2 separate regions of the Homo sapiens genome follow, and region 2 is linked to region 1. A link is an interaction called in ENCODE POLR2A ChIA-PET data of the cell type or tissue named here. Cell type or tissue: HepG2. All regions are shown on one strand. Links, peaks and the distances in the headings refer to the core of each region. The heading gives the core; the rest is flanking DNA. Region 1 overlaps GRK5 (G protein-coupled receptor kinase 5). Region 2 overlaps GRK5 (G protein-coupled receptor kinase 5).

The links. Peaks named below come from ENCODE experiments on the same cell type or tissue, not always from the same donor. Only the 100,000 strongest peaks of a DNase experiment are listed, where the experiment ranks them.
Region 2: POLR2A ChIA-PET joins it to region 1 with 13 read pairs; 4 of 35 experiments call an interaction of 5 or more read pairs at or near these places.

What each region holds. Positions count from the first base shown.
Region 1 is chr10:119,265,654-119,276,805 of GRCh38, reverse strand. The region is part of intron 1 of GRK5 (G protein-coupled receptor kinase 5); the gene reads right to left. Among named protein-coding and RNA genes, the nearest start is that of GRK5-IT1, 63 kb to the right of the region's middle. RefSeq lists enhancers at 7,477-7,726, 7,857-8,086. In HepG2, for the core only: a CTCF peak has its summit at 5,151; DNase peaks (open chromatin) are centred at 5,185 and 5,655; H3K4me3 peaks cover 671 bases.
Region 2 is chr10:119,405,466-119,416,617 of GRCh38, reverse strand. The region is part of intron 4 of GRK5 (G protein-coupled receptor kinase 5); the gene reads right to left. Among named protein-coding and RNA genes, the nearest start is that of MIR4681, 33 kb to the right of the region's middle. RefSeq lists an enhancer at 11,010-11,152. In HepG2, for the core only: no CTCF peak of the experiment used is centred there; DNase peaks (open chromatin) are centred at 2,947, 6,517, 7,247 and 8,347.

The DNA of each region.
Region 1 (11,152 bases), core at 1,896-9,895:
TTGACTTTGACAGTTGAATTCCAACTTCTTGGAGTTTTCTACCTTACCCTCCCAGCTGTGTTGCTAAAATGTCAAAGGCAGCTTCAAGAAAACCAAAAACACTCTCTGATTTCACTTTTAAAACGTCAGTGTGGCAATTCCTAAGGGATCTAGAACTAGAAATACCATTTGACCCAGCCATCCCATTACTGGGTATATACCCAAAAGACTATAAATCATGCTGCTATAAAGACACATGCACACGTATGTTTATTGCGGCACTATTCACAATAGCAAAGACTTGGAACCAACCCAAATGTCCAACAATGATAGACTGGATTAAGAAAATGTGGCACATATACACCATGGAACACTATGCAGCCATAAAAAATGATGAGTTCATGTCCTTTGTAGGGACATGGATGAAATTGGAAATCATCATTCTCAGTAAACTATAGCAAGGACAAAAAACCAAACACCACGTGTTCTCATTCATAGGTGGGAATTGAACAATGAGAACACATAGACACAGGAAGGGGACTGTTGTGGGGTGGGAGGAGGGGGGAGGGATAGCATTAGGAGATATATCTAATGCTAAATGACGAGTTAATGGGTGCAGCACACCAGCATGGCACATGTATACATATGTAACTAACCTGCACATTGTGCACATGTACCCTAAAACTTAAAGTGTAATAAAAAAAAGAAAAACTCACCATTTACAACAGAGTCTGAGCTGCATGCCTTTACAATCAAAACCCAGCGTATCCCAGCTCTGAGGTATGAAACTTTAATCTGGCAAACAGAGGAGGAAGGACACTGAGACCTCCTTCAAACCCAAATGAGGGGGATTCTCAAAACCTCCTGAGGAGCTAGCACAGCTATGGAAAATCGGGTCACTGTCTGTGTTTGCAGTATTGCTTAGCGAGACGGTCCCCAAACTCCTGCGGCCCTCCCTTTCCTCACTGATGTTGAATTCGGAACACTAAGCGCATAACACTCATTTTTACACATGCTCAGCCCTCCCCTTCCTCCAAACGCTGCATTTTTCTTCCAATGAGTAATTTCTGAATGCCTTCCAAACGCACCCATCTAATTTTTTGGAGTCTCATTGGGGTCATCAGTCAGAAACAGCAGCAGCCAAAAGCACAGTATGTCATGACTTTAAAACCATTACTCTGTGTGTGTGTGTGTGTGTGTGTGTGTGTGTGTGCGAGAGAGAGAGAGAGAGAGAGAGAGCGTGCACACGCACAAGCATGCCTTAGAGAATTCAGACTGGACCCCAGTTCCAAAAATCATCATTTATCATAGGAAATAAAGGGTTCACTGTATGTTTTTCTTCCTCTGTATCAATTCTCCTTCATAGTAAAGTGTAATAAAGGAAACACAGAAGTGAGAGGACTGGCTGTCTCAGGAAGTGATAACAGCACCTGAGGCTTTCACCTGGAGGCCCGGTATCCAAGCCTGACCGAGGTCAAAGAGCCAAGGTGGTTCCTCTCTCTGGAGACCTGATCCCATTTCTAGTAGGTCAAGTCCAGGTCACTGCTTGGAGAGGAGAAACCCAAGATACTGATCAACCATGTGCCCTGACACTTTACTCCAGGCGCTTATCCCGTCTGAAACCTCACAGTCAGGAACTTCACTCTGGTGGTAATAAAACCATCACACTCATGAGGGTAGTAATAGAGGAGCCACCACCTACGAAGCTGAGCCCATGTGCCAGGAACCATGCTCCTGGGCCTGCATGCTCTCAATCTTCCCCAAACCCAGAGAGGCTGGGTCTATCATGAGCTCATTTTACAGGTGAGGAAGCTGAGTGCTTAGGAAGCTAGCTTGTGGCTAAACCATAATTCAAATCCCAGGTTCTTACTGCTTTGCAAAATTGCTGTCTCCAAGAAGGTTTAAACTAAAAGGGTCTTTGTTTGCACAGCAACTCTCTCATAACAATAGGTACTTACAGGCCACAAGTGCCCCAGGCCACCCAGTGAGAGGTGGAACCAAGGCTGGAACCCCTGGGTGCTGACTTCCCGATCAGTGTTCCACCCAGAGGGCGCCAGCTCTCTTAAAGGATGTGAAAGCCCCTCAGCTAAGGGGACAGAGAAACCGAAAACTCTAACTTCATTCAACAGGCAAAAATGAATGGACTCCCTTTGCCTCCAGCTGTGGGCAACAGTCTAGAGGGAGAAATACCCAGCCTGCACCTGCACCTCAAGAGGCACAGCAGCATCACTGAATGGAACAAACACCAAAGAACAGCCAAGTAAAGTCAACTGTCCAGAGCCTCCCAGGTTTCTGACGACCCAGCCACCCTATACAAGGCCAAGGTAACATGCAGAGTTCACTGGTTGGTCACCTTCTGAAGGAAGCACAGGTAAGTGCCCTACAGAAGCTGGGAATGGAAGCTAACGCCTGGGATCCCTCTGTACGCCTCTCGCCAGTGCGCTTTTCCTACAATGCCCACATGCAGCCCCACCCCTGAACACTTATCAGTCGCTAGCTCTATTTCCCAGTCTTGTCAGGGTCAGACATCTCAAAAACAAGTATGGTTTATGTTTCTGTACCATGAGGGAAACCACAGTCTCCCATGTCACCGGGTCAGTGTTCTAATCTCGGTGCTGGCCAGCACCCATGTCCCCTCCTCAGCGGCATGGGTGGGTTGGGACCAGTCTCCAATCAGATGCTGATGGCTAACCAAGCTTTGCTTCAAACCAAGCACCTCAGGGCTCTCTCACTTATGACACAAACCCAGCTCTAATGAGCTGAAGTTTAAAAGAATACATAGGCCAGGCGCGGTAGTTGACGCCTATAATCCGAGCACTGAAGTCCAGAGTTTGAGATCAGCCTGGCCAACATGGTGAAACCCTGTCTCTACTAAAAATACAAAAATTAGCCAGGTGTGGTGGCATGTGCCTGTAGTCCCAGCTACTTGGGAGGCTGAGGCAGGAGAATCATTTGAACCCAGGAGATGGAGGTTGCAGTGAGCTGAGACTGCACCACTGCACTCCAGCCTTGGTGACAGAGCGAGACTCCATCAAAAAAAAGAACACATAGGATTGAGGGAAGGAGACTGTGCAAAAATCTCAACAAGAAATAATAGTGACGGCACTGAAAAACCCCAGATACATGGCTCAGCCACTTAAACACCATTAACCAAATCACGAAACTAGGGTTGCAAAGTAGGTGACCCATGGGGACAAAGCTTGGGGAGATGAGTTCCCCTGTGGGTCAAAGCCGCGGCCCATCCACACTTGTGGCCTGAGGGTGCCAAATGTCTCAGCACCTTGGGAGGGCTTGAGAAAGCCTGGGCTGGAGCGTCTGAAGCTAGCACCCTGCCCCAGACATCCATTACACCATGAATAGATCATGGATGAGTTTATGTAGAATATGTTTTAAACGTCACACGTAGCCTGCAGCTCCTGAGCTCACCCTCTGCTGACCTGCTATCCCAAGGCAGGGCAGCAGAATCCCACAAAGCAGCTCCATCTGGAAAAGACCCCATCAAAGCCCCCTTTTAATGCAACCTGTGATGACCACAACCCCCGACACCACCAGCCTCAGAACAGGTGCCAGTGGACACATCTCAAAATCACCTGCTTTATGCCTACAGTGGAGCTGCCGAGGCACCTTCTGGAAATCCACATTCTGTCTACTCATGACCCCATGTAATCTCCTGCTATCCAAATGGGCCTCTCAATGAGGCTTAAGCCATCGCCGGTCTGGTTTTGTTCATATTCCGAGGCATGGAATACGACTGGCTTGTATGTGGTATCAAAGGGGACTATTATCTTTGGTTCCGTAAAAGAATCCTAGAAGGACTGGGGAGGACTTGGAAGGCGTCAGAGAGGGACTGCCACCTCCCTGCCAAGGGGCTAGCCAGCTTCTGCTTGAAGCCTGCTCAGAGCCAGAATCAACCCTCAGCCTGCGGAGTCCCCTCCACAACGGGCTGGCCTCCCTGTCCCTCCAGGTCTATCAATGCGAGAACAAGTGACACAGACAACTGTGAATATCTGACAGGTCAGGCCTTAAGGACCATGACACCTCCTCTGCTCCCCACTCCAGATTCTGTGGTATTTCCAATGCTCAGCTCATGGGTCAGGGCAAAACCTCTACTATGCAGGGCTCTGTGCTAGGCCCCGCCCAAGCTCTTCACAAACACTAGCACACTTAATGCTCGCAACGACCCCATGAAATAGAGATCTCATCCACTCAGTTTCTTGTTTCTTTCTTTCTTTCTTTTTTTTTTTTTTTTTTGAGATAGAATCTTGCTCTGTCATCCAGGCTGGAGTGCAACTGCATGATCTCGGCTCACTGCAACCTCCGCCTCCCAGGTTTAGGTGATTCTCCTACCTCAGCCTCCTGAGTAGCTGGGATTATAGTCACCCGCCATCATGCCTGGCTAATTTTTGTATTTTTGTAGAGACAGGGTTTCACCATGTTGGCCAGTCTGGTCTTGAACTCCTGACCTCAGGTGATCCGCCCACCTCAGCCTCCTAAAGTGCTGGGATTACAGGCGTGAGCCACCACGCCCGGCCTCATGCACTCAGCTTTACACATGAGAAAAGCTCTGAGTAACAAGTAACACATCCAAGCTCACACAGCTGGTGAGAGCAGAGGCCAGGGTGCAAACCCAGGACCGTCCCATTTAGCATCTATGCCCTGAGCTACCATGCGATTCAGCCGGCACAGGGTCCCATACAAGGCAGAAGTTCAGAACATTTGGAACCATCTCTGCTGAACGGGGCATCACCACTACATCTAGGAGGGCCGCGTCAGCCTACAGGGCCAGAAATCCAGGTTCTATTCCTAGCTCAAGGGGGCCCGCAGGAAGGCTCTTCCCAGCAGAGTCATGAGACTGTGGCAAGCCCACAAAACAGGGCCCCACAGACAAGGAATAAGAGTAGGCATCATGCCAAATGATTTCCACAGATGAACTCCTTCAGCCTCCCGAGTACCTACGAGGTTAGTGCTGTCTTCACAGATGAGGAAACACACACATATTAGGCAAGCAACTTCCCCAACGTCACACAGCTAATCAAAGTGCTGGAGCTGGGACTGGCAACTCCAGAGTCACGCTCCAGAGTCCACCTGCTGCTAAACCTCGTCACCAACCTAGTGCTCACACACCTGTTTTTCCCTGACGAGTCAAAGGCCCCACGTTCCCCTCTTCCATTGCCAAAGGTGGCGACAAAACCCCGCACACACCAGCCCAGCACTGATGGGGTGAGTCATTTACGAGCTCCGGACCATCCAAGGTCTTCAGGTTCAAGGAGCTGGTGACTCAGTGCAGCCACCCCGTCCAGGGCTCCAAATTCCTCTTTGTCAAGTGTGCAGATCTGTATATGCTAAATGTCTGTTTACTAGAGCTAAACAAAGAAGTCAATGCAGGCAAACAAAATCTGTAGGAAACACATTGTTTCAGCCAGTCTCTGGGACAGCAAACAATAGAAGGCAAAAGGCTATGCAGAGAACTTGGTAAAGAGAAACTGCCTTGGAGTTCCCAAACCTGCAGACCCTTGATTGTGTTGGCAGCTCGAGGGGATGAGAGAGCCTCTAAAGAGGCCAGGCGTGTCTGAGAGGGCCTCTCTGAATGACCAGCGCCCAAAGGGCGTGGAGGATGTGGCTGTACACGTGTGGCCCGGGCAGGTTTCCGGTGAACACTCCCTCCCTAACGGCGCCGGCGCCACCCCAGGTCCTGGTGCTATCTGACAGTGTGAGCTTACTTACGAAAGCCCGGTCTGCTATTCAGTCACTTCTAGGCGGGTCCTGTTATTATTATTAACAAAGATAAGATTACGACTAATAATAACACTCATGACATTTAAATGCATTTCATCCTATCGCTTCAGCCTTGCTCTCTGAGGTAGGGTAGAGTTCAAATTCCACATTTGTGTTCCGCCAGGGGCCCAGCATGCCAACTCACTCAAACACAGATGAAATTTCCAGAGCTTTCTTAAGAATGAAGTGAGTTTTTTTCCTTTGCACTAACGTGCCAAGCACACTGCAGTTTGAGCTGCTGGAAGGAAAATGCCTATTGTTACACCTACAAAACCCTACTTAACTCTCAGCTTCACACCTCTCAGGAGAAACTGCTGAAAATCTCCTAGAGACTGCCCCCCAGCTAATTTGTGCATTCCCCCAGCATTTGAGGGTCTTCTGCAGAGAGGGCTGTGGGCCGCATGACAGACCTGCACCTGCACAGAGCAGCTTATGGGCCTGTCATGGAGGTGAACAATTGTCCCCTGGTTTCTTAGGGGATTGGTTCTGGTGCCCCCCTCAGATGGCAAAGTCCATGGATGCTCAAGTCCCTGATATAAAATGGTGTAGTATTTGTATAAAGCCCATGCATATCCTCCTATACACTTTACATCATCTCTAGATTACTTCTAATACCTAATACAATGTAAGTGCTATGTGTATACAGTTGCTATAACGTATTGTTTAGGGAATAATGACAAGGAAAATGTTTGTACATGTTCAGTACAGACCCAAGCATCCTTTTATTTCTGAGTATTTTCAATCTGCGGTCAGTTGTATCCACAGATGTGAAAGTTGCAGATACAGAAGGCTGACTGGACATCAATGAAGGTACAATTACACATTTTGGTGACAAGTGGCAAAGAGATGAACAGAGGACTGTGATGAAGAATGGCAGGGCTGGCAGTGGGCTGCAAAGGAGCCCTGCTAGTTAGGATGCAAATAACAGGCCCCCAAGAAGGTAATATTTATGCCCAACCCTGAATGCCAATGAGCAGTGAAGGAATGTGGAGAGGAGAGCACGGGACTCTGGGCAGAGGGAACAGCAATAGGAAGGTACATTCAAGGTACTCCAAGGAGGCTGGAGGAGCAGACAAAGTGTGGGGGACTGGCACAAGGCCCCCTCCCTCCCAAAGGCCAACACCCCAGGCTTTGGAGCTGGCTGGCCCCCTCCAAGGTGGCTCTGAGAAAGAGGCTTGGAGAGCCAACTCAGCAACTTTTTTTTTTTTTTTTTTTTTTTAAGATGGAGTCTCACTCCATCTTGCAGGCTGGAGTGCAGTGGTGCGATCTCAGCTCACTGCAACCTCCGCCTTCTGGGTTCAAGCAATTCTCCTGCCTCAGCCTCCCAAGTAGCTGGGATTACAGGAGCACACCACCATGCCCGGCTAATTTTTTTGTATTTTTAGTAGAGACAGGGTTTTACCATGTTGGCCAGGCTGGTCTCAAACTCCTGACCTCAGGTGATCCACCCGCTTTGGCCTCCCAAAGTGCTAAGATTACAGGCGTGAACCACTGTGCCTGGCCATTATATCAGTCTTGACCCTAAACCTAACCCTGACTCCCCAGGATGAGAGCACGCAAAGCTCTCTGAACAGGGCCTACCCACGGAAGCCTCATAATGTGAGCCCATTACAGGGCTAACCACACGGGTGCTGCTACCCCAGGAACCCTCGGCTGCATGTTCAGGGACTATAGGACGTCCTCAGGAAACCCCTTCCATGGGTTTGGGGGCTCCCAACATCCACCTGTACCATTCTTGCTTCTCACGGGAAGTAGGCCACAACTATTGTCTATTGTTTGTTCTCCAGCAAGTCACCCTAACTGTCAGAGAAGAGGCTCGTGCTTCAACAAGCAGGGGGAACGCGTCAGGTCATCAAACTTCCTGTGAAAAGTCCCTCTTTGTTTAGAAAAGATGCTGGTTTGTTTCTATGTTTCTGTTAGAGAACAAACAGAAAGCTGCCTGGAAGAGTCTAGAATGAGGTAAGAGAGTTCCAGTCAGCCAGTGGCAGAGGCCCCCAAATCTACCCTGAGCAGAGAGCAGATGTCATCTGCCTGTGACAGGAAGCCCATGGGAAACAGATACCATCTCCCTCTGGGCCCCAAGGCCCATGGGGACTCCGCTGCAGGGTGAGGGCACCCCCTTTGTTATCTACTCACAAGTCACCCCAGAAGTGAGGACAGCTGGCTCCTGGGCCGTGGTGGATGATGGATGAATCCCACCTTGAGATCAAGGCCTGGAGACAGGGCCAGGGTAGCGTTTCTTAGGCACTAAAGAGGCAGCACCAGTCCAACCCTATTCATTACTAGCTCAGCCTTTCCTCAGTGTCCTGAGATGACGAGAATGATAGTGATGACATTGGGGACAGTGACGACAACTGCCATAACAACTACTGCAACAGCAAACACTTGGTCAGCATTTATCACCTGCCAAATCTCAACAACCCTATTATCGTACCCATTTTACAGATGAAAACACAGAGGCTCAGGGAAATTAAGCTGTCGGAGGTCACATCCTAATTGAATCTCAAAGGAGGTAAGGTTCAAATCCAGCCAGCCCAGCATTCTGGCATTTAACCACTAAATCACACCTCGTCTTGGGCAACAAAAGTAGCAAAAGGAAGGACTGGCGCAAACTGTGGCAGGTCCTCAGACATCAGGACCATCTGCTGAAACCAACGGGGCTGCCCAGGGGCAGAAGGAAGCTAAGCTGGGGCTTCTCCGGCAGTGAATTCTCTTTACACCGGAAAACACTGCATGCAAAAAAACAGAAAAACACTGCTTGGGCTTTGTTTTTAAAATAATCGAATTATGTGTACTCAATTTAACACAAAGCTTGTTCTAAAGTTGACTTTGTTCATTCCATTTTCCCATCTGCTGCTTTAGAAGTTGGTGATGGATAAACAACCAATACAGAAAATTTCTGCATCTAGGCGTGTGCATGGAGCTGTGGGTGAGGCCAGTGTCCACAACAGAGACAGTGAGTGCCAGCCGTCTCTACCTTGTTCCTTGCCATTTAGTGACACACCCTGCAAGTCCCAAACCCCAGTGGGCTCCAGAGAGGATGCTCACTGGGAATCAGCACAAACAAGGGAGACTCCGTCCTCCTCTTCCTCTTGTCCTCAGGAATTGTCTGCTTTTGTCCTTCTCCTCAGGGGACCCCATTTCCTATGAGGCAGCATGTAGGGTTTTGGACCTGGCTGGGCTGTGGGGGGTGGGGAGTGTGGAGGAGCTGGGGTGGAGAGGACCCATCTTCTGACATGGGAGCGCCTCCCTGTTCCATGTCATTGTTTGTGTGGCTGAGCCAGCATGAAACTCCCAACCAAAACCACAGCTTTGAAAACACGTGCAGAGGTCACCTAAGCTGCCTCCCGCCTTTCCTGGAGGACAGTTTGGGTCCACGAGCGGTGCTGGACCTCCTTGCTATAGAACCTAAGGCTGGTTCGGTGCTTTTATTGCCTATCTACCTGCCATGTCCTCAATCCCTAAAACAGGGCCCGTCCGCTGAGCCTCCAGCCCCTTGCCATCCTGTGGAGAGGGCTGCCCAACCCAGGGTGGGAATCCCTTGCCTGGCCACGGTGAGGAGTCTGCTGCCCAAGGCCCTGTTATGACCCCACAAGTATGACCCCAGCTCCCAGACGGGCAATCTGACAGCAGCAGGGGTCATCTAAAGCAGCGCCAGACAACAAAACACAGCTAGGCACGGTGGCTCACACCTGTAATCCCACACTTTGGGAGGCCAAGGTGGGAAGATCGCTTAAAGCAGGGAGTTTGAGACCAGCCTGGGCAACACAGGCAGACCCTGTCACTGCAAAAAGAATTTTTTTTTTTTGAGACAGAGTTTCGCTCTTGTTGCCCAGGCTGGAGTGCAATGGTGTGATCTCGGCTCGCTGCAACCTCCGCCTCGCAGGTTCAAGCAATTCTCCTTCCTCAGCATCCTGAGTAGCTGAGATTACAGGCGCCCGCCACCATGCCTGGCTAATTTTTGTATTTTTAGTAGAGATGGGGTTTCTCCATGTTGGTCAGGCTGGTTAGAACTCCCGACCTCAGGTGATCCGCGCACCTCGGCCTCCCAAAGTGCTGGGATTACAGGCATGAGTCACCGCTCCCAGCCCTACAAAAATAATTTTTTAATTAACTGGGCATGGTGGCACACGCCTGCAGTGCTAGCTACTCAGGAGGCTGAGGCAGAAGAATCACTTGAGCCCAGGAGTTCAAGGCTGCAGTGGGCTGTGATCACAGCACTGCACTCCAGCCTGGGCAACAGAGCAAGACCCTGTCTCCATAAAAAAAAAAAAAAAACTCTTCCCCCCCACCCACCCAACCCCAGCAAATGGCCAAATCCAAGCCTAGTGGGAAATCAGCAGAAGCAATAAGAAAAAGCAGTGAAAGCCTCCTTGACTCCATGAAGAATCCACCTTCCCCGCTTCCTCCTCCAGCCACAGGATTAGACAGCGGGTTCCCTTGGCCAGCCCCACCGGCTTCACTACTTAAACTTCCTCACCCTTGAAAACACCCAAGTTATGAAGGGAAGGAAAAGCCCATTGGAAGGTAGCTGGGTGTTTGGGAAGGGCTCTTCTTGATAACAACCAGCATCATTTCTTTTTTTTTTTGAGACGGAGTCTAGCTCTGTTGCCCAGGCTGGAGTGCAGCGGCGCCATCTCGGCTCACTGCTCACTGCAACCTCCACCTCCTGGGTTCAAGCGTTCTCCCGTCTCAGCCTCCCGAGTAGCTGGGATTACAAGCATGAGCACCATCATGCCTGGCTAATGCTTGTGTTTTTATAGATACTGGGTTTCACCATGTTGGCCAGGCTGGTCTCGAACTCCTGACCTCAGGTGATCTGCCCACCTCGGCCTCCCAAAGTGCTGCGATTACAGGTGTGAGCCTTCGCGCCCATCCAGCCAGCATCGTTCCTAAAATAGGTAAAGAAATCAGACTGCACAGTCCAGGCCTGCAGCTTCCTCCAGTAAACTCCCCAAGACAATGGGCACAACCTCAGGACAGCCTTCTGGGGGAGGCCACAGATGCCCTCTGTCTCCTGGTAGCCTTAGGTTCAGCTGAAGGGATGGGGGTCCTCAGAGAACCTCTCTGTTAGTGGGGCCCAAAGAGGGAACCGAGGCAGCTCAGTCCATGACAGCAGGACCCAACGCAGATCCCAGGGCCCGGACTTCAGCCCCAGGCAGGGACCCACTCCTGAGCAGCCATAGAGGTCTCCTGGCATTGAGTGCGGCTGAGAGGGCGTGTGGCCAGTGGTTCTGGACAAGAACCTGCAGGGCCCAGGGTTTCCCTGGAGGCTCCAAAATGCCTGGAAATATGCATACGCCCTTCCAGAGGAGGACTACTTGCTTTTAGTACAGTGGAGCCCAGGCACTCACTCCAATGGAGGTTGAGAACTCCGACTGTACTGATCAGCTCAGGC
Region 2 (11,152 bases), core at 1,942-9,941, 140 kb before region 1:
AGCAGTCTCAAATTAAAAAAAAAAAAAAGAGAGAGAGAGAGCGATCAATTCGAGAGGGAGCCCTAGAGAGGTCATACAGGCCTGGACCTTGAAGGAGAGAGAAGCTGGACTGCAGGGCCAGCGCCTGGAGGACAGAGTCAGCACTGAACAGAAAGGGAGATGCTGTTCGGAGTCAGAGGGACTAGTGAAGATCATGGGAAATAAGCAGGAACGGCTGGCAGGAATGCTGCCGTAGCTTGAGGCTGACCCCCTCCTGGGGCAGCTATCAGTGGCTGAGTTATCAGCCCCGAGGATGGCGTCGCCAAGGCGGCTGCACCTGCTCTCCCGGCACTGCTCCCTGCCTCTGCACCATGAATGACTGACGTGAGGAAGGGACATCATTTCCTGCATCAGTGCGAAACTCCAGATGTTTGAGGCTCTGGTTCCCAAAGCATCTCCCTGTATTAACATCCCTTGTTTCAAGTGTCAGGGTGGAGATGGAATCAGTTGTACTTGGCTGGTGCCCTTGGAGGCACCCAGGGATGAAGCGGGACTGAAAGACCATGAAATCAACTCAGAGCTACACCCAGAGGCCTCCCCAGAGCCACCGATAATCCTTTGCCCCGCGTCACCCTGGGAACTGTCCAGAAACACAGGCCTGATACTCGTTCAGAGATTCAGGAGTGAGACGGCGGAGGAGGTGGAGATCAGAGGACCCTCCAGGAAAGACCCCTCAGGGCTCAGCCCTTCAACCCACTCATGGCACAGATGGGGAAACTGAGAGAAGGGGTCCCCTGCAAGTCACTTGCTGGCCCATGGCGGGGCCAGGATTGGCACCTCTGACTGGGAGGCATGGATCTGAGTGGTATAAGCCCTTAACCAGGTATCCTGAGCCAGCCCTCTAGGAAGGACATGGCTTTGGCCTCCTTGGCCCCAGTCAAAACCAGCTGGCCCCCATTTCACAGCTGGGAACACTCACATCTAGCAATCTCAGCCGTGGCGTCTCTGCCACCCACTGCCTCCTCTCCATCCCCAGCTGACTACCCTGGTTTGGAGAATTCTCTTCTCTTGTTTGGACTATTGAGGAGGCTCCTCACAGGTCTCTGCTACTCTTTGCTCTTTCATTTGACACAATGGTCCCCAAAGGAGTTTTTCTGCACCACACAGCATCAGCGGCCCCCAATGCCTATAGGACCAAGTCTAGTGGCTTCTTAGACCTGGCCCCCAACACCCTGCCCGACCTGCTTCCCCTTTTCTTCCCCTGCTCTCCAGTGCTCTGGCCCCACACTGGCTGTTTCCTGGGCGAGCTCCAGCTTTCTGGCTACTGGACCTTTGCTTGGTCCCTTCGTTCCTTCCCACCCCTTCATGGCATGTCCAAACCCCACCCAGTTCTTTAGGACCTGCTTCTGACATAACCACATCTAAGATGATCCTCCCAGCAGGCAGGACCGTTCTTCCAGCCTCACCTCCTGGAGAAGGCTGCTACGATCATTCTCATCATCACTGCCATCACTGCCATTTCTTTTTTCTTTTTCTTTTTTTTTTTTTTTTTTTTTTGAGACAGAGTCTCACTCTGTCACCCAGGCTGGAGTGCAGTGGCACAATCTTGGCTCACTGCAAGCTCCACCTCCCAGGTTCAAGTTATTCTCATGCCTCAGCCTTCTGAGTAGCTGGGATTACAGGCACGCCCCACAACACCTGACTAATTTTTGTATTTTTAGTAGAGACGGTGTTTCACCATGTTGGCCAGGCTGGTCTCAAACTCCTGGCCTCAAGTGATCCACCTGCCTCAGCCTCCCAAAGTGCTGGGATTACAGGTATGCGTCACCACACCCGGCCATCATTGCCTTTTCTTGAGCACCCACTTATGATATGCCAGGTCCTAGGAGCTTTATGTGGAGTAACCTTGTTTGATCTTCTTAAGATAGGTTTTATTATTCTTACTGTCCTCACTTCACAGGCGCAGAAATAGGCTCAGAAGTTAAGTAACTTGCTCAAGGGCACATAGTTGGCCTGGGAGCAAAGACAGGATTCAAACCTAGGGAATCTGGCCAGAGAACCTTATCCCTGAGCACCAGCATGTACTCCAAGGATGCCACATTCCTTCCTAGACAGTGTGCAGGAGGATGTGGTGTTGAGGAACAAGCCCTCCCTGGAGGCCCATGGGGGCTGGATAAGGAGGTGCGGTGGACTCTGTGTGTTTTGACCAATGGTGTTTGTATAGTGCTGTCATGTGTCTCTCTCTCTCACACACACACACACGCTAACGTCCAACATATGCTTCACTTCAGTAGAGGAAAACATCCCACTGAGGAGCTCCGCGCTCATTAGCCATGGTTCCGTCAGTGGACAAAAGGTCGGCCCGGGAGACTGTCCACTCTATCTCCAGACGCAAGCACTTAGGGCTTAATGATGTGTATATTTTCATATGTGGGCAGCTGACATTCCCCATGTAAACTATTTGCAATTTCCCAACGTGGACAGGCTCAGCTTTCAGGAAGGCTGAGCAGGAGAGAGAGACTCTCTGGAAGAAAGGGGCTCCCAGGGGTCCCCTTCCTTCCACACAAGGGGGCTGCCCTGTTCTGCTGTCATGGGGTGGAGGTCATTTCTTGGGAGGCCACCCTCATTTCTCCTCCGGGGCGGGAACAGAGGAGGGGCACTCCCACAACCATACCCTGGCCGCCCCTTGACCCTCCTCGAGGGGATCTGCGTCAGCTACGGGAAGCCTGGCCTGGGCGGGGGCAGGGGTGGGAGTCGGGTCTTTAGCAGGAGCCAGGGCTGGAGGCTGCTGTGGGCGCCTGAGGGACGGGCCGGCCTAACAGTCACGGCCCCTGAGAGAGGCAGGCGTTGTGCTGGGCCTTGATGTGGGTTTTCTCATAAATTTTTACTCCTGTTGCTCTCCAGAACAACACTGTGAGGTGGGGGCTTACTGTTCCGGGGTCACAGATGTGGAAACAGAGCCCTAGAGAGCTCTGTGAAAGGAGGAATGTGGTCTCATTCCTGCTTATCAGGATGGAATGCAGCACGGCACCAGGTGTGCTGTGAGGGTTCCGCAAATGCCCGCAGACGGAACGCTTAGCAAGTAGCAGACCTGAGACGCAAATCCAGGCCTGCCCAGTTCCAAACCCTGCAATCTCTCCACTCTGCTTTGCTGAATGAACTGATGATGTTCCTGGCACATAGTAGGTGCTCAATATGCTTGTTGGATAAGTGTGTGTGTGTGTGCACGCGCCTGTGTGCATGAGTGTGAACGTTCACAGCAGGAAAGAAGGAGATAGAGAATAGCAGGTCTGTCCACCAGAAGGTCCTTTATGGGGTCATCTGCTCTGCCTCCTGCCTTTGTAACATGCTGGGCCAATCACAGTGCTAAGGAATTTTCTTAATTAAAACCAGATGGAGGGGCCGTGGCCATCTCAGGAAGAAACTGTAGGATAGGGTTGCTGGGTGGGGGAGAAGTGCCCTGGTTCGGGGGTTCCCAGCCTAGGTACCGCCGTGTCGGTCTCATGGTTTCATTTGACCATAGGAGAGAACGCCCTCCTCCTCATCTCTGCAGTAAATTCCCTCTTTGTTTGAGCAACTGGGAGGAAAGTATCTGCCACTTGCTGCCAAGAATCCAGACGAATTCACCATCTGTAAAATCAGGGGCTTAGGCCAGGTGAGCAGGAGGCCTCCAAGTGCTCTTCACACGGCCAAGAGCTCCCCTCGTCTCGCCGAGCTCCGATTCCCTGAGCTCACTCAGCCCTGCTCACCCAGCTGCAGCGACGGGGTCTGGGGTGGGGAAAGCAGAGGGTGGTGGGGCGAATGGGGGCTGTTCCAACCCTAAACCCTGGCTTGCAATTAAACATGCTCATACGGTCACAACCAGAGAAAAAGGTTTGCTGAGCAGCAGGCGCAGAGAGCATTTCCTCACTTGAGGGTTGATTTAAGGCCTGGCTGACAGGAAGAAAAAGCACCATTCTTCCACCTTTTTAATCAAAACCTTCAGGGCCATGTGGAAAAGCCACTGCCACACACCCTCACGTCCGTCTGGAGTGGTTCCTTTCTCTGTCCATGGCCAGGCAGGAGACGTGATCCACAAGCCCCAGACAAGAACAGACCAAAGGAAAGAAGGCAGGGTTTGGTTTTCGGGGTCACTGGGGAGAAAAATAAATCAGTCCGGCCACACGCTCACGAGCTGTGCGGGCTCGTGGCCTGTCCCTCCCTCCACCCTGGGCCTGATGCCAACATCCAGCAGCCCTCGGCCCAAGCACGCCCAGCTCTTCACCGGGGTGTCCTCGTGGTCAGCCCAGGCGATGGACTGCACGGCCCGGGCACCGTGCCAGGCACAGCCCTGCCAGGCAGAGACACACCGGACCGGCAGCCTGTGGGTAGAGGTCCTTGTGATCGAGGCTGGAAGGCTCTCACTGTGCCTCTTTTGAGTTCAAAGGAAGGTGATGCTCACCGTTTCCCATGAAGGTGGGCACAGCCTCCAATCAGAAGCGGATCTGAGGCCGGGCGCAGTGGCTCACGCCTGGAATCCCAGCACTTTGGGAGGCCGAGGGAGGTGGATCACCTGAGGTCAGGAGTTCGAGACCAGCCTGGCCAACATGATGAAACCCCGTCTCTACTAAAAATACAAAAATTAGCCAGGCGTGGTGGTGTATGCCTATAGTCCCAGCTATGCAGGAGGCTGAGGCGAGAGGATTGCTTGACTCCAGGAGGTGGAGGTTGCTGTGAGCCGAGATCGCACCACTGGACCCCAGACTGGGCGACAGAGCAAGACTCTATCTCAAAAAAAAAAAAAAAAAAAAAAAAAAGAAGCAGATCTGCAATGAAGCTGAGGAGGCCGAAGCTTTAGGGTTTTGTTTGTTTGTTTGTTAATTGAGACGGAGTAGTCCTTTATTTGTAGTCCTGGGAGCTACAGAATGCTCTATCTTGGGAGACAGAGCATTTCTACAGAAGCACTTCCGGGAAATTGAGGTCACAGATGAAAAGGATATGAATCTCCAAGCCCTCAGTAATTTGTTGTGATTTCTTTTCTCCTTCTCAATATTCACTTTTGTACCTAACCTCCTATTCTTTTTCTTAAAAAGCATGCTCAGCAAGTTATTTAAGCTTCAGTCCCCCCTCAAAGAAACTCTGGATCTTCCCTTGTCTCCAACTCTCAAAGGGGCCTCTCCAGGGCCCTTCCAGAGGCCATGATGCCTTTAGGAAGATGGCATCCAGTCTGCCATTTTTATCTTTCCTTGGTGAACAGTCCAAAGACCTAGAGTCTAAGGGGTCTCTGGGCTCTCTGGAGTCTTGTGTGTCTGGCGGAGGAGAAAGTGGGAGTGACACCATGACACAGTGTTCAGAAGTAACCAGCATCCACGAAAGGCCTGTGACTCCATCATGGTGCAGACACACACCACCACTCTTGCAACCTCCTTAATTCTTTGGCTGAGGATCTCTTGTACCTCTTTGGTGGTGACCATGAGGGTAGCTGGGTTTTCCACCAGGCCAGGAAGAGACTTCAAGGCATGGGAGCTGTCTTTGTGAGCAGAGGTGGAGGTGGGGCCACTGCTCCAGTGACCAGTCGGAAAGCTTCTTCAGCTGGGGTCCATCAGCCATACGGGTTCCCTGAGTGCCCATTCTGTGCCCAGGCCATGAGGTCCACCCTAAGGACCCCAGAGACCAACTCTGTTGGCCAATGGCAGGAGTTCAAGGTCAGCAAGGACTGCAGGCTGTAGAGTGCAGGTCACAGCCCCTCAGCACCTAGGAGAGAGCGCTCACAGAGGTGGCCTCTTTAGACACAGGTGGCTCCACGGCTGTGGAGAGGTTTGATCATGGCCCAAAGGGTAAAGGGGGTTTAGCCAGGCAATAGGGAGGACCCTTCTATCCTCCAGCTCATGCCATTTGTGCGCTAGGAACTCTTCCAAGACTAGAGCTCTGGATGAATTCACTTTTCCTAATGGCAGAACTGACACTTTTCTAGACCCCTTTCAGATGGTAGGGTTGCACTGAGGATCACAGGCAGACAGCAGGCTCAGGGCTATGAGCAACCAAGTGAGGGCCGTGTGGCTGGGAAGTGCTGGGAGCAAGCCTTGCCTTGGGGCTGCAAAGCGTCGGGGGTGGTTCCAGCCCCTTCACAGTGCCCTGCTGACCTGGTCAGCCTGAGACCCAGCGTGTCATGTTCTCTGGGCCAACAAAGTAGAAAAACCCAGCCCTTCAGAAATAGCTGCAGCCCTTCAAGAAAAATAAAATGGACTGGGTTTGAAAGACCCTGACCCACATTTCCTTTGCTATTCCAGTGGCTTCACAGAAATAAGGAAGAAGTGCGCTTAGGGGTCGGGAAGCGAGGGAAGATATCTTTAAACGCTGGCAGAATTTAACTGGGGGCCCTGAGAGCTGGGCAACTTTAATGAGAAGGAAAGGAAAATACACAGTGACCCTGACCCAGACCCCGACCCTTTACGTCAAAAGCAAAAGACGATAATTAACAAAATGCAATGTGCCCGGACGTGGAGTGAGAGGCCAGCTGAGCTCTGTCAATTTGATAATCCCTGGTCGTGACCCGCAGGCCCAAAGTGTGCAACAGGAGATGACGCACTGTTTACACAGGCCGCGCACGCGGGGGCTCGCGGGACCCGGCGCAGCTGCAGGAGCAGCAGCAGGAGTGGGATTCTTCCTGGCCAGTGGTTTGCATGCAGCCAGCTCCGCTCAGGCCAATGCAACCACATGCAGGTCACTGACACATGGAGCCCAGGCCCTGAGGTGCTGGGGATGTTCACGGTGGGGAAACGGTGGGGAGTGTCCCTCATTCTTTGTGCGTGATAGGCGAGGGCAGGGCCCGCCAACTTTCCTTCTTCCAGAACACCCACCACCCTCCTCAATCCGAAATCATGTTGGATTTTTCTCCAGTGAAGACTTCATCCCTTCGGGCTGCAAAATAAAGGGGTTGGGGGGCAGGGGGCAGGAATCTCCTACGAGCCAGGAAATTCAAGAGAACCTGCCCCTCACCTCAGCCACGTGATGCCACTTCTCTGCCCAAGGTCCACGGATGGGGAGGGCCTGCCAAGCCACAGGGACCAGGATCACTGCCACCCAGGACAGAGTTGGGGGTGCCCTCAGGAAGCCTGTGGCTGAGTCTTCTGTCTGCCGCCACTCCAAAAGAGAGGCATTCTGGACAGGAAACACTATGCACACACATTAAGGACAGGGTCAGAGGCAGAGCCAGCTCTGCCAGCATCAAAGGAACCTCCAATTTTCTGACCTGGATGGTCATGAGAAAGGAAAAAGGACCTAGATGGGCCTGCCCTGGCCCACTGTGAGGAGCTCCAGCAAGGCACATCAGCCTCAAGGGCGTCAGGAGGCGCCAAGATGAAATCAGGCTGTGGGCAAAGACAATTTGTTTTCCAGGAAAGGTTGGTGAGGGGTGGGGTGTGTCTATTTGAAGGACAATTACACAGTCATGAAATATGCCGCGCAGGAGACTGTGACGTGAGAAGATGCTAAGGACACAGCGCAGAGTGGAAGCCGAGGCCCAGGTTGGGGGTCAGGAGCTGGGCTGGGCCCCGGAGGGCGCTGGCATGCACAGCCTCTGGACGTCAGCCCGACACCGCCTCCGGGGCTTGCTCATTCCCCGGCCTTGCTGCTTGCCCCCTGCTACACCTGGGAAGCTGATTCAGTGGGAACTTTTGTCTTTGGTTAACTTTCAAGAAGACAACGCAGAGGAAGAGAAAGATCACAGGCTCCAGCATCGGACAGGCCAGCTTACATTCCACTCTTTTCTTGCTCTTTTTCTTTCATTGTGGTAAAATAGACATAGCATAAACTTCACCATTTCAACCATTTTAAAGTGTACAATTCAGTGGCATTCATTACGTTCATCATGGCAACCATCACCTCTATCTTGTTCCAAAAATATTTATCATCCCAACAGACACTCTGTACCTGTTAAGCAGCAACTCCCTACTCCCTCCCTCCCACGTGCCCCCTGGTAGATGCTAACTTACTTTCTGCCTCTATGGATTTGTCTATTCTAGATACCTCATAGAAATGGAATCACACAATATGTGGCCTTTTATGTCTGGCTTCTTTCAGTTCACATAATGTTTTCAAGGTTCATCCACATTGGGGCATGTATTAGCGCTTCATTCCTTTATATGGTTGAACACTGCAGTGTAGTGATAGACCACTTTTGCTTATCCATTCATCCGTTGATGGATACTTTGGTTGTTGCCATTTTTTGGCCATTGTGATAATGCTGCTATAAATATTTGCACACTAGTATCTGTTTGCATCTGTGTTTTCTGCCTTTTTTTTTTTTTTTTTTTTTTGAGACAGGGTTTTGCTCTGTCACCCAGGATAGAGAGCAGTGGTGCAATCATAGCTCACACTGCAGCCTTGAACTCCAGAGCTCAGGTGATTCTCCCACCTCAGCTTCCTGTGTAGCAAGGACTACAGGCATGCGCCACCATACCCACCTAATTAATTTTTTTTTTTTTTTTTTTTTTTGAGATGGAGTTTCACTCTTGTTGCCTAGGCTGGAGTGCAATGATGCAATCTGGGCTCACCACAACCTCTGCCTCCTGGGTTCGAGCGATTCTCCTGCTTCACCCTCCCGAGTAGCTGGGAATACAGGCATCCACCACCACGCCCGGTTAATTTCGTATTTTTAATAGAGATGGGGTTTCTCCATGTTGGTCAGGCTGGTCTTGAACTCCCGACCTCAGCTGATTTGCCCGCCTTGGCCTCCCAAAGTGCTGGAATTACAGGCGTGAGCCACCACACCCAGCCCCCCAAGTTTTCTTTTCTTTGTAGAGATGGGGGTCTCGCTGTGTTGCCCAGGTAGGTCTCAAACTCCTGGCCTCAAGTAATCCTCCTGCCTTGGCCTCCCAAAGTGTTGAGATTACAGGCATGAGCCACCATGCCCAGCCTCCCTGTTTTCAATTCCCCTGTTTTACCATTATGAGCTAAAGAACTCTGACTGCCTGGGTAAAACAAGGACAATAGTGTCTACTACATAGGATAGTCATGAAGATAGAATGCACTAAAGCTATAAAGCATGTCGCATACAGTAGGTGCTAAATTAATGCTATTTTCTCTCACCTCTTCCACTAAAACCCAGAGAGTTAATGACTTAGTGCTTAACTAGTAGAACTTCCGGCAACAGCCAACTTCTCTGCTTTGCACAGACATTACGAATGTCTCAGCATTTAGACACTTACTGGCTTAAAGAAAAAGCACCTCAGAGGAATTGAAACCCAGCTGCCGGCCATCCCCAGTGGGAGAAGGAAAACCAAGTCAGTAAGCATCCCTTTTGAGGCCTCCTCTCCTTGTTTCTAGCACAGAGTTATAGAAAGCCCCACAAGGAAGATTCCAGTCTCCTCTTCCAAGCTGGGCCTCTCGGGGCCTCAGTTTCTTTATCTAGGAAATGAGGAGTTTAGCTCAGCTCCATGGTGCTTAAACTGGGATCCACAGAACCCTAAATGTTCTCCTCAAAGTCAGAGCCTGGGGAAGGGGAAGGGGAAGCGGAAGGGAGGAAAAAGAGAAGTCCAGCCCCCAGCTTTGTCAACCACAGATCTTTTTATCTGTTTGCACGCTGGGAATCTGCAGATAAAACTGCGTGCGGGGCCCAGAACTGGGCAGCCCCTGAGATTTCCCTGGGCGCCCATCCTGAGTGAGCCTCCACTTCTTGTTATTTTATATGGCTGTGATGAGGACTTAGCAAAACATGGAATATGAAGTTCTAGGCTACAGTAGTAGCTCAATAAATGCTAGCTGTCCCAAGACAGCTCATGAGCACACATGTGGCTTGATTTGTGAATTCCTCTCTCTGCTGCTCCCAGAAGTGGAAGTGGAAGAGGCCCAACCCCTGTCCCTCACTACTGTTGCTTGAGAAAACTCCTGGAAGTCCCTTTCTCAAGTTTTCTTTTCAATCCTCTTCCGCCCTCCAGCCTGTACGCAAGGCTGTGACAGGAAGCTGGAAATGCTGGTAGATGGCCCAGCAGGGGCAGCTGCCCAGCCAGACCCTCTGCTCAAGTGAAGGTGGAGTCTGAGCTCACTAGATTAATTGACAACAGGATGACCTGTTCCGGGGACTGGGAAATGAGGGCCGGGCAATCTCAGTAGAGATGAAGAGCCGGGTCCAGGGCCAGTGTCTGGGACCCCAAGCCCCAGGGAGAATGGGACAGGTACTTGGAAGGGAGCCATTTGCCCAAGCTTCCCATATTTCACACCCTTGGTTGCCCTGGAGATCATGAATTGGTTGGATGATCAGGCAGACTCTAAGCAGGACCAGGGCCATGGACCCCAGGAAGGGAGATCAGGAATGAGCCTGACTCCCAGTCCAGTGCTCTTTGCCCTAGGTCATGCTGTCTCTAACAAAAACAAGCCAGCATTTCCATTTCCATAACGCATCATAGCTAGGAAGCAGAGAGTTAGCCCAGCATCTTCTAAAGATGATGAGAGGTCTTAGGAAGTACAGGGACACAATTAGATAATATTGAATCACTCGGTGAAAAAGTGATTCTCTTTGGATCTCCTGCAAGCCTTCCATCATGAAGTAGAAAGTCGCAGGCAGTGCTACCGTCCTGTCATCAGGGCTCTCACATTCACTAATCTCCTTTAAAATGACAAGGACAAAGCCTTCAGGCTCAGAACCTCAGGCAGACAATAGAGTATCTAGCTTGGATTTAATCTTAATTTTTCCAGTTACCTTTATGTATGACAAATCAATACTGGTTCTCCAGGCATGTTCCTGGTACAAGGTTTCCTTTTAAAACGCATCTATTTTAAGTTAAAAGATAAGTTGATTTAAAGAAAATCGTTGTATAGGTAACTGTTAAGGGTAGTCTGCAAACATGGCCAAAACCACGCAAGTGCTAGAGAATGACTGATGGCCACAAGCACAGGTAGGCGCCATTTTTATCAGCCCCATACTCAGTTGGGGAAACTGAGGCTCCAAGGATGCAGAGCTGGAAAGTGGCAGGACTGGGGTTGCATGAGGTCCTGGGGACAAGGATGAAGCTGACTGCCTGTGCCAGAGGCCGAGGAGCCGTGGCCCAGCCTGCGTGGGTTTGTTCGGCTTCCTGACGCTGGTGCCTGGGTGGGGGTGGGGAGCCAGAGGAGGGAATTTGGAGTCGTTATTATTTCCTTTCATTCAAGCTCTTGACTTTATAAAATGTGGATGTTTTCCAGAGAGCCCAACAAG